2 separate regions of the Homo sapiens genome follow, and region 1 is linked to region 2. Evidence: chromatin loops called from intact Hi-C (ENCODE). Cell type or tissue: HCT116. All regions are shown on one strand. Each heading gives the region's core, and the rest is flanking DNA. Links, peaks and the distances in the headings are about the cores only.

Region 1 (2,912 bases), core at 187-2,686, 51 kb after region 2:
TGTAATTTTAGTAGAGACAGGGTTTGACGGAGTTTCACCATGTTGGCTAGGCTGGTCTCAAACTCCTGACCTCAGGTGATCCACCCTCCTCAGCCTCCCAAAGTGCTGGGATTACAGGTGTGAGCCACCACGACCGGCCTAATATTTTATTATATTTTTATTTATATTTTGAAAATGATCTCTTGGCCAGGCGCAATGGCTCATGCCTGTAATCCCAGCACTTTGGGAGGCCAAGGTGGGTGGATTACCTGAGGTCACGAGTTCTAAGACCAGCCTGGCCAACATGGCAAAACCCCGTCTCTATTAAAAATACAAAAATTAGCTGCGCATGGTGGCACGTGCCTGTAATCCCAGCTAGTCGGGAGGCTGAGGCATGAGAATGGCTTGAACCAGGGAGACGGAGGTTGCAGTGAGCCGAGATCACGTCATTGGAGTCCAGCCTGGGAGACAAGAGTGAAACTCCGTCTCAAAAAATAAAAAAATAAAAAAGAAAGACAATAATCTCTCTAGCTCTTTCCACATATATTTGATTATAAAAACACATACACATATGTAGCTATATGATTATAATATCTATTATGTATACCTGGAAATTAACATACTAAAGTGTTAACAGTGAGACAGATTGAAGGCAAAGATTGAAATTCATTTTATTTCTCTATCACTGAAATTTTTTTCATTGAGCACATTACTACTTTTGTAACAATGTTAAAAATCATCTTTATTAAAAATTATTTTAAGGTCAAGGCAGATGGATCACTTGAGGTCAGGAGTTTGAGACCAGTCTGGCCAACATGGTGAAACCCCATTTCTACTAAAAATACAAAAATTAGCTAGGCATGGTTGCGCACACCTGTAATCCCAGCTACTCGGGAGGCTGAAGCAGAATTGCTTGAACCCGGGAGGCAGAAGTTGCAGTGGACCGAGCTCCCACCACTGCACTCCAGCCTGGGCAGTAGAGCAAGTCTTCGTGTCAAAAAAAAAAAAAAAATTATTTTAACTGATGTTATGGTTACTAAAAGTCGGCCTGGAAGGACAGATGACTCCCAGACTGCTAACAAATAGGGTTTTCTCCCGGACAGCGTTTCCCTCCCCCGGCTATTAGAGGTTTCCCACCAAGACTCCTGGCTTCCTTTTCAGAGCCAAGAGAGCCAAAGGGGCCCTTGTGTTGCCCAGGGCTCACTGGGGCATAGTAAACATGCCCTAAATACAGTGCAGTCCCACCCTTAACAGTAAAGCTACCCTATCCAGCAGCCCTTTCGCAGAGTGCGGGAATAGCAGCCTCCCCTTCCCACCCCATACTGTGAGCTTCCCTAGGGCAGACACCAGGGCTAACTGTTGTCTGTATTCCTAGCAGCCAGCACAGATAATATTACTCGAACTAATTTATTAACACAAACACAGACTAACACAACTCGCCCACCAGGCAGATGGCGAAGCCTGGCTATAAAACTGGCACAAGGAAGAGAGAAAATTGATTAGCAATGAGTCATGAATGGCAGGAAAGCATGAAGGAGAAAAGGCAGATACACGAAGTCTGTCTACCAGCTGGTCCTTTTTTAAAAAGGGAGGAGGCAGACAGTGCCCCCTACAGGGCTAATGGAAATGGCATCTGCCCTTTTTAGGAAGAAGGGCAGAGGTAGGTAGGGTTGGAGGGGTGGGGAGGTGGGTGCGGGCTATGCTGTATTCTATCCTGCAATGCCAGTGAGTGAGACTGTAGATCATGTTGCCACTAATGACATCTGGTGGAAACGGCATTTGTGGTGGAGATAACTTAATAACATAGCATGTGCGGCACTGTGCTACAGCCCACAAGAAATGGAAAGAATGGCAAGAAGTACTTGTTTGTCCCTGTGTCCCCAGCACCAGGGGCCTGGCACAGAGCAGGGGCTCACTAGAAGCTTGAGAAGGAAGGAAGCCAGGGAGTGAGGTAAGGAGGGAGGGCAAAGGGAGGAGATAGGGAAAATGACGCAAGGACCAAGGAGCTCTTTCCTTTAATTTATTTTATTTTATTTTTTCTTTTCTTTTCTTTTCTTTTCTTTTTTTTTTTTGAGACAGGGTATTGCTCTGTCACCTAGGCTGGAGTGTACCAGTGCAATCACGGCTCATAGCAGCCTCTACCTCCTGGGTTCAAGCTATCCTCCTGCCCCAGCCTCCCAAGTAGCTAGAACTACAGGTGTGTGCTGCCACACCCAGCTAATTTTTAAAAAATATTTTGTAGAACCATGGAATACTATGCAGCCATAAAAAAGAATGAGATCAGCTGGGCATGGTGGCTCATGTCTGCACTTACTCCCAGCACTTTGGGAGGCCGAGGCAGGCGAATCATGAGATCAGGAGTTCAAGACCAGCCTACCCAATATGGTGAAACCCCGTCACTACTAAAAATACAAACAATTAGCTGGGCGTAGTGGTGGGCACCTGTAATCCCAGCTACTCGGGAGGCTGAGGCAGGAGAATCACTTGAACCTGGGAGGCAGAGGTTGCAGTGAGCTGAGATCGCGCCACTGCACTCCAGCCTGGGCGACAAAGTGAGACTGCATCTCAAAAAAAAAAAAAAAAAAAAAGAGAGATCATGTCCTTTGCAGGGACATGGATGGAGCTCAAAGCCATTATCCTCAGCAAACTAATGCAGAAACAGCAAACCAAATACTGCATGTTCTCACTTACAAGTGGGAACTGCATTATGTTAACACATGGACACATATGGGGGGGCAACAACACACACTAGGACCTGTCGGAGGGTGGGAGGTGGGAGAAGGGAGAGCATCAGGAAGAAAAGCTAATGGATGCTGGACTTAATACCTGAGTGATGGGATGATCTGTGCAGGAAACCACCATGGCACACGTTTACCTATGTAACAAACCTGCACATGCTGCACCTGTATCCCTGAACTTAAAATAAATGTTGG
Region 2 (2,912 bases), core at 119-2,618:
TTACACTCAGGACTGGTGTTGGGGGAATGCCCACCTTTCCGTCCACTTCTCTCAAAACACCAATTTCCTTTCTGTCTTTCAGACACGTGTCCCAAGCAGCCCTCCTTGGCAAATCTACATTTCCTTACCCAACCAGGACCTGTGGCAAACAGTCTGGCCTCTCCTTGTCCTAATTCCAAAGTTCAGGAATCTGACTGGCCCAGCCTGGCCTCTAGAGTGGTTGCCTGTGAGTCAGGTACCTGCTTCTGCCCCAGTTAACTGGACAAGGAGGCTGGGCTGCATAGAAGAACCAAGGACCCAGGAGACTCCCTGGGCTTGTGGGCTGAGCAGGTACCTACTGAAGAAACCTGAAGAAAACTGAAGAAACCTACTTCAGTTTGGCCGGTCCTGGGGACTAGGAGCAGGCCAGGTGGGCCACGTTTCTGCCCAGTCATTTCCCAGTGCTGAGCTTCTTCAGGGGTAAAATGGCTTTCTCTGGCATTTTAGTGTCTTAGTGCCTCTAGAAACTCTGGAAGGTTCTTTTTATTTTTTACTTTATTACTTTTTTTTTTTTTTTTGAGACGGGGTCTTGCTCTGTGCAGCGGCGCCATCTCGGCTCACTGCAACCTCTGCTTCCCAGGTTCAAGCAATTCTCCCACCTCAGCCTCCTGAGTAGCTGGGATTACAGACGCCTGCCACCATGCCTGACTAATTTTTGTATTTTTAGTAGAAATGAGGTTTCGCCACGTTGGCCAGGCTGGTCTGTAACTCCTGACCTCAGGTGATCCGCCCGCCTGGGCCTCCCAAAGTGCTGAGATTACAGGTGTGAGCCACCACTCCTGGCCTCTTTTTAAATTATTTATTTATTTTATTTTTGGTAGAGACAAGGTCTCGCTATGTTGCCCAGGCTGGTCTCGAATTCCTGGGTTCAACCTATCCTCCCACCTCAGCTTCCCAAAGTGCTGGGATCACAGGCGTGAGCCACCATGCCTGGCCAGCTCTGAAAGGTTCTGACAGAGTCTAGTGACATATGTGTAGCTCATGCTTTGGGGGCTGTTTAAGGCTCCTGGGGACTTATCTACCTGTTTTTCTTAGTCCCTCGCCCTGGTTTACAGACCATTCCCAAGGGACTTCCTGTCTTGCCTTCCTGAGTCACTGCTGAGCTTTGAAAACACGATACATGTGCTGCTTTTGACCAGCCACCTCTTCACTGATTCCGTCTAGTCTCTGTGTTTTCCTTTGCTGGGTGTGACTCTTTGAATCAGACTTCCAGAATGTTAGGGCTGAAAGATCATTGCATCCGAATGCCCTCCACTGCTCACTTGTGGGACCTGAGGTGCAGAGAGGAGAGGATGAGTGAATGCAGATACATCCAAGGTGGCACAGAAGAGGGTTTTAGGTGATACATGGACAAACATTTTGTTATTGTAATAGCTATATTTAAACAGACTGTACTGTTGCTTAGGCTGAGGCTAAATTTATTTAAGTAAAATAGTCCAATAAAGAAAAACACAAAGCAAAAATATCTTACAGATTATAAAAAATGATGAAAGTAGTACAGGAATGAGTGACATTTGGGAAATACTACATTGATGAATGAGTGGGTGAATGGATGAATGAATGAATATATCAATGGATAAGGTACAACACTGGAATCTTTAGGATTCATTTTCTTACAGACATGGAATTTTTTCCCAGTCCTTGCACTTCAAGTCAGAGAATCATCATGATCCCACGAAACACCAGCTCAGCCCCCACAGGTGCTATACTTTTGACGAGATGGAACACAAATGGATTACTATGCAGTTCTCTTTTTTCCAGGTCAGCAAAGTCCAAACGCAGGGGCAACTGAGTGTACCTTTTAAGGTGAATGTCTTGAACTCCAGTTGCTCCGCCTCCTTTGGGTTGCTATGACCTTTTTCCTAATCTTAAAGAGAGGAAGAGCTTTAAGGGCCAGATGGGGTCTCTGGTTTCCCACGGGGCTCCCCAAAGGCAGCCCTTCTTGGCAAAACCCTGGGCCCATGCCAGGACTGAGTCATAGAAGGGAAAGTACCCTGGGTGGAAGTTGGACAGTGACCTTGGGCAAGCCCCTTCCCTCCTTCGCTGGGTCTTAGTGCTTCCTCTGAGAAGCAAGGAGGTTTAACTCCACCTCATTCGTGCCTTCATTCAATAAACACCAAATGCATTCCTGGCATTTGCTTGGTATGTGGGCAGATAAATAGAGTAATTGGATTCAGTGCCTGGAAGAACCCACAGTCAGGTTGGGTGGGGAGAAGGCACCTAAGGGCCTGTAATTACAGATATGTTTAAGAAGGGCTAGATGATGTGGACAGTCCCTGCCCACTCCGGGATCCCTAGAATGTGTCAGTGCAGGGGAAGGAATACATAAGTAACTTGGCAAGGTCACAGGGTTACACCCAGAAAAATGTTAGCCCTTGAAGTTAGGGACAGCCCTGGGCCTAGCTCCTGATCCTTCTCCATCCTACAGAAAACCTGCTGAACATGGATTTTGGAGTTGAGCCAATTCAGATTCCAACCCCTGAGCAGACACCAACTGGAACTGGAAGCGTCACTCTCCGGGCCTCAGTTTCCTCCTTTATCCAAGGGGGATAGGCCCTGGGATCCTAGGACATATGAGGGTTCCATAAGATAAGTATAATGTGTATCATGTCAAGAGCTCAGCACAGGGCCTGGCCCATTGTACGACTCCACCATCAAGGCAGGAGGTCGAATGGACATCTGTCCACTCTGGAAACACACCCACCTCTTGCCTCCCTTGGCTGGTCCCAGGGTTGGCTCTCTTTCTGGGGCCCTCTTACCCAAGAGGTCTTGCCTTAGTCCTCTCTTGACCCTTTGAATGCTCTCAGGGGCTTCCTCTTCTCAGGCCAGAGCCTCCCCATTGTACACCTCTGCTCTACTGATCTGGCTGTGAA

Evidence for each region. Peaks named below come from ENCODE experiments on the same cell type or tissue, not always from the same donor. Only the 100,000 strongest peaks of a DNase experiment are listed, where the experiment ranks them.
Region 1: it touches region 2 in a loop (4-fold over the local background); 13 of 110 quality-filtered maps call a loop at or near these places.

The regions. Positions count from the first base shown.
Region 1 is chr1:40,947,518-40,950,429 of GRCh38, forward strand. No RefSeq gene overlaps it. Among named protein-coding and RNA genes, the nearest start is that of CTPS1, 31 kb to the right of the region's middle. In HCT116, for the core only: a CTCF peak has its summit at 1,600 (motif pointing left); a DNase peak (open chromatin) is centred at 1,574.
Region 2 is chr1:40,896,502-40,899,413 of GRCh38, forward strand. No RefSeq gene overlaps it. Among named protein-coding and RNA genes, the nearest start is that of CITED4, 36 kb to the left of the region's middle. RefSeq lists an enhancer at 1,547-2,746. In HCT116, for the core only: no CTCF peak of the experiment used is centred there; a DNase peak (open chromatin) is centred at 1,200; H3K4me3 peaks cover 681 bases; H3K27ac peaks cover 1,768 bases.